Regions from separate parts of the Homo sapiens genome. Here region 2 is linked to region 1. A link is a loop called in an ENCODE intact Hi-C map of the cell type or tissue named here. Cell type or tissue: mammary epithelial cell. All regions are shown on one strand.

Region 1 (5,000 bases):
CCTGCGCTCCTGGCGCCCTCATGTCTTCACGGGACTCCCCGCGCCGGTTGACGTGGTGTCTCGTTCGGATCTCCAGGCAAGACCTCAGCTCCGGCAGCAGCATCAGACAAACCAGTCTCGTGCTCCCAGGCAGTGCGCCCAGAGGAGGCGCAGAGCGCGGCAGCTGCCGCTGAGCCGCCCGCAGCGCCCCGGGCCCGCGCAGCCCCAGCCAAGAGCGCGACGCGCGCAGCCCTGTCAGCCCCCCACCCAAAGCAGCGGCGGCTGCTCGGACCTCGGCTTCTGGGGGTGCGGGGGCCCGGCGGGAGAGTTGCCGGCAGCCCTCGCCCTGTTGGCGGCGGCGGCGGCGGGAGTCTTGGCCGCCGCCTCCAGCGCGCCCTTGCTGCCCCGCGCGACCCCAGGATTGCGAACTCTTGCCCCTGACCTGTTGGGCGGGGCTCCGCGCTCCAGCCATCAGCCCGGATGGGTCTCCTGGCTGGGACTTGGGGCACCTGGAGTTAATGTCCAACCTAGGGTCTGCGGAGACCCGATCCGAGGTAAGTGAGGGAGCGGGCCGGGGAGCAGGGAGCGGGTGGTGCCTGCGTCGCGGGTGGGTGCGGCCGGCTGAAGGGCGCCCTAGTCAGAGGGGTGCGTCTGGACCCCAGAGCAAACGGTGAGAGTAGAAAGTGGAAAGACTAGAGGGAACCTAAGCTATGCGAGGAGAGAGAAAAGTAGAACCGGAGAGAGGCCGGCCTTTCGGAGGGGCATGTTGCCTTTTCCACGTGGGCAAAGATCTGTGGAGCCCCAGATGCGCCTGGACCCGGAATGCCCAAGAGGGGCAGTTTCCTTCCCCGACTCGGCCAGGTGCTCTTCCGTCAAGTCACAGAACGATTCAGGGCTTGGGTCATCTTCGAACCCACCGCCGTCGAAATGTGTCCTCTCTGGACGTGCAGAGATACTATCATTGCCAAGAGTGCAACTTACTATTGAGCTTGTTTTGATCTGTGCCAAGGAAAAGCGCAGGCCGGGGGAGGGGCTGCTGCAAAGGTGCTGAGAACCTAAAAATGGAGGGCTCACCTCCTCCGGGCGAGGTCTGGCAAAGCTACATTCCTCACCCGGTTGCCTGCACGTTCCTAACGCCCTCCACCCCAACTAACCATCCCCGTCGAGGTTAGGAGAGGGGCTTTCTTGCCAGTCCTGGATTCAAATCTCTGTCTCGAACGTATTCTTGAGACTCCACTAGGCCATTGAGGTTATTATTTTAATGACCCCTTTTTCTCCTGTACTCTGTGCCGCCTTCCAAAAACACCCCACCACCACTGCCACTACTTTACACCACCTCGAGGCTAATTCCGCACTGGTGGTTTGTTTCCTGCCCCAACGAAGAAAAACGAACCCTCTTCGGGCTGGAAACGGACTTTCGCGGGTTCCCGCCAGCTTCCTGGGGCCCAGCTAGTTTCGGCTTTGGTAGAATCCGCCGCCAGGACCCATGTGCGCGCCCCCGGGGGGCTTACCCATCCCAGAGCTCGCGACCCTTCTGCTCATAGGCGGGGACAAAGGCAACTCTTCCGGCCCCTGCTGCGGAGATGTTAGAACGCGCTCGACTCTTGCTCAGTGTTTGGAATATATGCTTAGGTATTTCAAGGAAGAGATGTTTCTTCCAACCTCATTCACGCACCCAGTCCCGCAAAGCCGTCAAAGCCGGCCTCGACCAAACTCGTACTGTTTCGCTGCGCCTTCGCTTTGTCAGGGAAGGTGGCGCCTTTTCAACAAGTAACAAGTGTCCGATCTCTGGGAAGTCCGCCGTGTCCCTAGCCCTTTCCCGCTAGCAATTCGGGTGCTCTCGGGCCTGGAACCTGGCCCTTTAAACAGACCGCTTTCCCAGTTTGCCTGCGAGAAGTGTCCCAAATTCTTTTTCCTTCCCTCATCTTGGGCCCCGCAGTTATGGGGGGTTGAGGGGAGAATAAGTCCTCTGTCAGTCAAGGACACGAAGCATAGTTAAGAAAAGCAATAGATCTTCCAGCAATTTCTGTCTCTACCTCCCCCCGCCAAAAAAAAAAAAAAAAAAACCGAGTTTATAGCAAACCCGTCTCCCCGCCCCACCGCCTCCTTTTTCTCTCTCTGAGACCTGGATCTTGAAGGCAAAGCCCAAACAAACCTCCCAGCCTGCCAGGCACAAGAAGGTGCGGGGGCACTGACGGCGGGAGCGCTGCCTCCTGCGAATCTGTCACGGTGACGCGTGGAAGGGGTGAGGGATGGTCTGAAAGCAGGTTGCCAAGAAACCCGCTCAGGTGAAGTGGGGAGAGGAAAACCAGCGAGAATGGAGGGGTGGGAGCCTGAAAAGCAGAGATGCCAGTAAGGACCTCCACAGGTTCCCGGGCTAATGGGATTTCGGGAGGCTCGTAGAGGGAGTGGTGGTTCTCCGGTTTTATAACTAAAATGATAACACAGCCTCCGGGCCGCGTGGGCGCGACACGGCTCAGACGGTTTCTGGTGCCCCCTGCTGCCGGGAACTCAGAAGTGCCTCGCGGCGAGCGGCTGCTTCTGCGAGCACTTCTGTGGCTTTCCTGGGCGTCCTTGCCTCCCCAGGCCTGGGGACCCACAGGTGCCGGCGCCCACGGCCTGCTGCTTTTGCCCTGCCGGGACGTGGTGGTCCCGGACCCAGAAGGGGACCAGCTTGCCAGGCACGAGAAATGGTGCGCGGTCACCTGGCAGAGCAGAGCCCCCGTCACTTGAGGAGCAGAGCTTGGTTCTCGCACGTGGCGGCGCGTAAAGCAGTTTGCACCGCGGGCAAAGGCCCATGGTTGAGGAGAAGCGCGTCGGGCAGATGTAGATGTGTTTTGGGAAAGCGATAGAGAGACAAACTGAGAAGCCGAGGGGTGGAGCCCACACGGACTCTAAGAAAAACGTCCTAGTAGACGCTGTGTGTGCCGAGTCCCCCAACCTCCCCCCTTTTCCCCCGCCCAGCAAATACCGAGAACGAAAGAGCCCCTCGGACTGGAGCCGGTCCCGGCGGCGCTCAGAGGGAAGAATGCGCCCTCCCTGTCCCGGGGGAAGAGGGGAGCTCGATCCGGGCGCTGGCGGCGCTCGGCCGAGGGCGGGAACCGCAGCCGGGAGCCTCCTCTGGCGACGCGGGGAGTTTTCCACTGTGTAGTCTTTTGCCAGCTTCGCCACACTTCTAATTGAGGATCTCCACGTCCAATTTAAAAAGCCCTCCGTCGGCCAAGCAGGAAAAAAGGGAAAACCCTCTTAAGACGGAAGGGAAATCTAGTGCCTCTGTGGCTTCCTGCTGGCGGGCACCGCGATTTGGAATGGCGCATTAACCCCGCGCCTCCATGCTCCTCCGGTCGGACCGCCAGCCATTTCGCACGCACCCGGGAGCTGGCACCGGCGGGGGGCTTGAGGGGGGAAGCTCGCGTTCCCCAGGTCCTAGCTGCCAAAGTACCTTTCTGGGCTCATTTTGCATGGCCTGGTGCAGTTTTCCTGTGTCTGCACATCGCGACCCAGAACCTAGCTTTTTCCCGAGTTTGCAAACCAGCCCGCGAGGCAAGAGGCGCTCGGTGCTGCAGGTCACTAGGAGTTTCTAGTCCCTACACCCTCTCGAGCCCAACAGCTGCATAGCGAACAAACAGACGCTCAGGAGATGTAAAATGCATTAGTCTCTGCAGAGGTGGGAGGTGGCGGCCGAATTAAAGGCTTCCCCGGGTTGCCTGCACCGGGACAGGGAGTGGGGTTCCGGGTAGAGATGAGGACTGGAACCCTGGAATGGAGGCGGGGGTGCCTGTGAACTAATGGCTAGGAAAGGCACTGAGGTTTTTGCATTAACCTGGGTTTTGCATTTCCCTCCCGCATGGGAAAAAAAAAATCGAGTTTTTCCTAAGAACCGTTTTATGGAGCCGGTCGAGGGGATAGGATAATCGACTGCACGAATCTCGCAGATTCCGCTTGAGGAGATTCTCTCTAGGTCACTAGTGCCCTGGAGACGAACCCTGGGATTAGGAAGGCACTGGATAACACTGCACCCCAAGATGCCTCGGTTCTTCCCCGTCTCCTCATTGGTTGGAACTCGCCCCCAAATTTACAGCCCCTTTTTCTAACCCACCCCCAGCTGCGTGGCCCTCCTTTGTAGGGGTGTGAGGATTGAGAAGCCAAACAGAGCCCACCTCGGGCTGAAAAGAGCTGAACCCCCTACTCTGCGCCGTACCACGGTCTAGGCCTTCCAGTGCCAGAGCACCTCCAAAGCGTCCGAGACTGGGTACAGTCGTCCAGGCGTGACGGGGGCGCGGGGAGCCAGTGACTCCTCTGGGAGGGGAAGGGATTAGGGCCAGAATCTCTCAAAGGTGCAAAAATCCAGTCAAGAGAGGGTTTTCGGGTATACCACGGAGGATTAAAACTTTCAAGACAAATGCAGTCTTTGCCTAACAGCAATGGTAAAGCATTTACTGAGCTCTTACTACATGTTCCGCTAGAGCTTGTCATGCGTGATTTAATGTTCATAACTTTAAGAGGTGGGAGGAGTATTTTAAATCGAATCAGTGCTTTGGGAAGTTAAGTAACTTAAACCAGATATCCCATACAGGCCAAAAGTCTCCAAGTCCCTGCTAACTTCTTGCTCTCGCAACAGAATACCTATTTAGGTGGGAAGAATGAGGTGTGGGCGGCAGGCTGGGTGAGTGGTGCCCCCGAGCCTGCCCTCGACTAGCCAGAAGCCCGGTTGGGACCCGAGGCAGGGGAATGCGCTTGATTTTATTTCCAAAGAGAAACACCGTCCTTGCTTGGGCCGAGGGCTCGTTCAGGGGCCTATAGGAGCTACCGGGACAAGAAGGGGAGGTCTCTGGTTGGGGTGGAGGACGAAGGGTGGGAACTACCCGATTGCCCCCCAGGAATGGGGGATGTTGCGCACCAGTAGAGGGGACTGGACAGGAATCGTGGTGGTGGGGGTGGGGGGTTAACTGGAGGGGACAGCAGCCCTGCTTGAAACTCTGACCCCTAAGACCGTGTGGTGGAGAAGGGCAGCTGCAACC
Region 2 (5,000 bases), 420 kb after region 1:
CCGCCCGGCCAGCCGCCCCGTCCGGGAGGTGAGGGGTGCCTCTGCCCGGCCGCCCCTACTGGGAAGTGAGGAGCCCCTCTGCCCGGCCACCACCCCGTCTGGGAGGTGTACCCAACAGCTCATTGAGAACGGGCCATGATGACAATGGCGGTTTTGTGGAATAGAAAAGGGGAAAGGTGGGGAAAAGATTGAGAAATCGGATGGTTGCTGTGTCTGTGTAGAAAGAAGTAGACATGGGAGACTTTTCATTTTGTTCTGTACTAAGAAAAATTCTTCTGCCTTGGGATCCTGTTGATCTATGACCTTACCCCCAACCCTGTGCTCTCTGAAACATGTGCTGTGTCCACTCAGGGTTAAATGGATTAAGGGCGGTGCAAGATGTGCTTTGTTAAACAGATGCTTGAAGGCAGCATGCTCCTTAAAAGTCATCACCACTCCCTAATCTCAAGTACCCAGGGACACAAACACTGCGGAAGGCCGCAGGGTCCTCTGCCTAGGAAAACCAGAGACCTTTGTTCACTTGTTTATCTGCTGACCTTCCCTCCACTATTGTCCTATGACCCTGCCAAATCCCCCTCTGCGAGAAACACCCAAGAATGATCAATAAAAATAAAAAAAAAAAGAATAATTGTGACTAGATCAGAAGCTAACTTTGATTCAATGAAATGTTTAGGAAGAAAGTAGCCATGCCCACAGCCAAGGATGGCCATTCCATTCATTCAACTAATATTTCTTGAGTACCTACTATGTGCTAGGTATCTGTCAAGCCACTGAGGATACAGCAGTAAAAAAAAAAAAAAAAAAACAGACTGTCCTCATAGAACTTACATTCTTATGTGAAGAAAGACAATAAACCAATACACAAAAATGTCAGATAATGATAAGTACCATAAAGCAGTGATAGGAAAAGAGGTGGGATGGGGAGCAGGGGGGACCTATATAAGATGGACAGAGAAGGTAACACTTGAGCACAGATCCAAGCAAAATAAGGGAGCCATGTGAAGTTCTGGGTATTATTCCATGTGGAAGAAAGAGTAAATAGAAAGTTTCCATGCGGGAATAAGAATAGAGGTCTCCAAAGAAAACCAGAAAGATCAATGTGGCTAGAGAGGAGTGAGCAAGCCAGGGGGTAGAAGGGGATAAAGTCAGTGTGATTTGCAGAGGCCAAGGCAAAGAACCTGAAGTGATAGGAAGAAACCAGACGTTTGGAGCAGAGAAGTGACAAGATCTGATATATATTTTCTTTTTTTTTTTTTTTTTTTGAGACAGAGTTTTGCTCCTGTTGCCCAGGCTGGAGTGCAATGCGCAATCAAGGCTCACCGCAACCTCCGCCTCCTGAGTTCAAGCGATTCTCCTGCCTCAGCCTCCCAAATAGCTGGGATTACAAGCATGCACTACCACGCCTGGCTAATTTTGTATTTTTAGTAGAGACAGGGTTTCTCCGTGTTGGTCAGGCTGGTCTCGAACTACCAATCTCAGGTGATCCATCCGCCTTGGCATCCCAAAGTGCTGGGATTACAGACGTGAGCCACTGTGCCCGGCAAGATCTGATATATATTTTCAAAAGTTTGGATTAGACTAATGATCACAGAAATAAACCTTATTCAACTTTATAGACTTCAATATTAAAGTATGAGGAAGCTATCCTTAAAATTCCCACATAGGAATCTTTTTTTTTTTTTTTTTGAGACAGAGTCTCGCTCTGTCGCCAGGCTGGAGTGCAGTGGTGCGATCTCGGCTCACTGCAACCTCCGCCTCCCTGGTTCAAAATGATTCTCCTGCCTCAGCCTCCCAAGTAGCTGGGATCACAGGCACACGCCACCATGCCCAGGTAATTTTTCTATTTTTAGTAGAGACAGGGATTCACCATATTCGCCAGGATGGTCTCCATTTCCTGACCTCATGATCTGCCCACCTCAGCCTCCCAAAGTGCTGGGATTACAGGTGTGAGCCACGGTGCCCAGTCAGGAATCTCTGTTACTTATCTAAAAAGCTTAAGATAAAATTTTAAATATATTTGAGAGAATTTTTCTGCATTCTTCTTCAGAGAAAAAAAAGTAATTATTCCAACACTAATCTCAATCTCAAACTCACTTGTTCCAGTCTGTAGAAGACATTATTTATAAAAGATTCTTTTTTTTCCTTCCACTATAGACAGGCAAAGGGAAAAACTGGATGCTTGCCAAAGAGCTTCTATTGCCCCCTAGTGCCCATTTTCACACATTAGCAGTTTCGAAACCCTAAGGAACATAGTCACTGGGTTTTGGAACACAGCTTCTAGCATCCTCTGCTGACATAACCTTGCAGGCGTAATTAAATTACTCTGTTTTAAAGGACATTAATTCTACTTTGAAGTTAAAATAGTTAAGTTTTCTCATACCAATTTTTTAAAACTTTTCTTCTTTAATTGAAGTCAACTTCAATTAAATTTAAATTGGTTATTGATCAAATATTGGTATTGATGATGAAAACAATGATAAAACCCAGCCATTCTGAGTGCCTAGTATGAGTCCTATGTTGCGTGTTTACATGAATCACCTTATTCTTACATCAACTCCTGGGAACTAAAAGATAGTTTTCTCCCGCTTTGAATTCTTCAGCCTCTCCCCATGTATCAGGGAAAGAGACTGACTGATACAGGTGGCTGGCAATGATCAAGGCCAAGGGGATGAGATGCCTCAGACCAGAAGACAAAGCAACACAGTGGTGGCCCAAACTTGGACTCCCCACCACAGAACGTGCTAGCCAGGGAGTCAGACAGAGTTCATGGAGAACAGGTGCTCACAACTAGAAAGCTGCTGTTACATCCAGCCCTTAGTTACAGTCATAAAAATCCAACTTTCTATTTTCTGTAGTAATGGGAAACAGGATAGCAAAGATAATGAAAATCCTCAGTAATCCTAAAGTTTCCATTTAATTATGAGTTAGAACCTCCTTCATCCCTAAAAAAAAAAAATTAGAATCATGAACAAGTAATAGAAATGGTTAAAAGATGTTTTGTTTTGTTTTGTTTTGCTTTGAGATGGAGTCTCACTCTTGTCACCCAGGCTGGAGTGCAATGGCAAGATCTCAGCTCACTGCAACCTCCACCTCCCGGGTTCAAGCAATTCTCCTGCCTCAGCTTCCCGAGTAGCTGGGATTACAGGCGTGCTCCACCACGCCCAGATAATTTTTGTATTTTTAGTAGAGACAGAGTTTCACCATGTTGGCCAGGCTGGTCTCGAACTCCTGACCTCAGATGATCTGCCCGCCTCAGCCTCCCAAAGTGCTGGGATTACAGACATGTGCCATAGCATCCAGCCAAAAGATGATTTTTCACCTGTTTTCTCTGATACTTCCCACTTGAATTTTTTTTTTACTTAGTTCTAAGAAAAATAATCATAATCCTTCAAATTCTACTGGAAAGAACAATTTTATTACCATTATAGATAAACAAAATGGAATAAAATAAGTAAAAAAAAGTTTATCAAAAAGAAATTATAATATAATTAATATTTTTAATATAGTGCCTTTAGCAGTAAAACTAAATCCAACTACTAACTAGTAACTGAAGTAAAATACATATAAGAAACAAAAAAATTAATCACAGTTGGGACAGTGTGGTTTATAACGTACCTACTAGTAAGTACTCTGGTAATTTTGCTTCCAATTTTAGAGCTATCAAATTGTTTTTTTCAAATCAAGACGGAGTCTCATTCTGTAGCCCAGGCAGGAGTACGGTGGCATGATATCAGCTCACTACAACCTCCACCTCCCAGGTTCAAGTGATTCTCATGTCTCAGCCTCCCGAGTAGCTGGAATTACAGGTGCGTGCCAACACACCCGGATAATTTTTGTATTTTTAGTAGAGATGGGGTTTGGCCATGTTGGCCAGGTTGGTCTTGAACTCATGACCTCAACTGATCCACCCGCCCTGGCCTCCCAAAGTGTTGGAATTACAGGTGTGAGCCACTGCATCTGGCCAAAAAAAAAAATCATTTGTAAACAGTATTGTAACTAGGAGGGGCACAAGGAACTATAGAGATGACAGAAATGTTCTGTACCTTATTTGGGATGGTGGTTTCACATAATATATACAACTGTCAAAATTCACCAAACTGAACCTTTAAGATCTGTGCACATTATTATATTAAATAACACCTTAAAAGCAAGGTATGGTGGTTCACACCTGTTATCCAGCACTTTGGGAGGCCAAGACAGGAAAGCGGCTTGAGGCCAGGAGTTTTGAGACCAACCTGAGCAACACAGCAAGACCTTATTTCCACAAAATAAAAATAAAAAAACAAATAGTTACACCTTAATAAAAACAATCACACTTTTTAGAAAGTATTGTGTGACTGTTTTAAGGAAAGAAAACTACAACTTTTTCTGATTCATTTGCCAGGTAGGTTCATAAGCTATCAAAATAAAGCGAGAATAAAGTTTTAATCTATAAATTTAATTAACTAAGTCATCTCTATCTTGAGGCAGCTCTTACAATTATTAAACTATAATGTATCTAAATTGTAAGGTTAGGGCAAGGCATGTATAATGGTTCTTATGGAAATAGATGTTTATTTACAGTTCTATGCTCACATTTCCTTTGTTCACACTTCCATACCTACTTCCATTTTCCATATAGAAACTAAGGGCTATGTGTCATAAAGAAAAAACACATTTGAATGTCACAAGCTTTTCATTTATAAAAACCAAAAATGTTCAATTCCATTTAACAAATATGTACTCTGTACATACCATTTATAAGGTATTGCATTAGAAGACACAGGACTTTTAAAAAACTACCATACCTTTCATACAAAAGTTCCTGTACTTGAGGTCTTAATATATGATTGGAAAAGAAAGGTAAGGGAGTTAGGACAAGCACACAAATAATGATTTAACAACAAGAAGCCAGAAACCAAGCCTGGGAAGTAGCAAATGCAGCTAGCATCTGGAGAGGTTGCTTAGAGGAAATTATATTTCAAATGGTCCCTAAAGGGTACACAGAATTTTAACAAGCA

Evidence for each region. A loop is a pair of places that touch in the nucleus more often than their neighbours do. Peaks named below come from ENCODE experiments on the same cell type or tissue, not always from the same donor. Only the 100,000 strongest peaks of a DNase experiment are listed, where the experiment ranks them.
Region 2: a loop joins it to region 1, with 14 times the contacts of the local background. A loop is called at or near these places in 23 of 110 quality-filtered maps.

The regions. Positions count from the first base shown.
Region 1 is chr5:37,835,040-37,840,039 of GRCh38, reverse strand. GDNF (glial cell derived neurotrophic factor) reads left to right here. Exons shown (of 3, transcript NM_000514.4): 1 at 1-533. It overlaps GDNF-AS1 (GDNF antisense RNA 1), which reads right to left and starts at 156. Exons shown (of 4, transcript NR_145476.1): 1 at 2-156. RefSeq lists enhancers at 138-1,075, 2,533-2,602, 2,954-3,892. In mammary epithelial cell, CTCF peaks have their summits at 1,717 and 2,479 (motif pointing left); DNase peaks (open chromatin) are centred at 99 and 2,479; H3K4me3 peaks cover 3,279 bases.
Region 2 is chr5:37,410,407-37,415,406 of GRCh38, reverse strand. The region is part of intron 5 of WDR70 (WD repeat domain 70); the gene reads right to left. Among named protein-coding and RNA genes, the nearest start is that of WDR70, 34 kb to the right of the region's middle. In mammary epithelial cell, a CTCF peak has its summit at 2,261; a DNase peak (open chromatin) is centred at 2,226.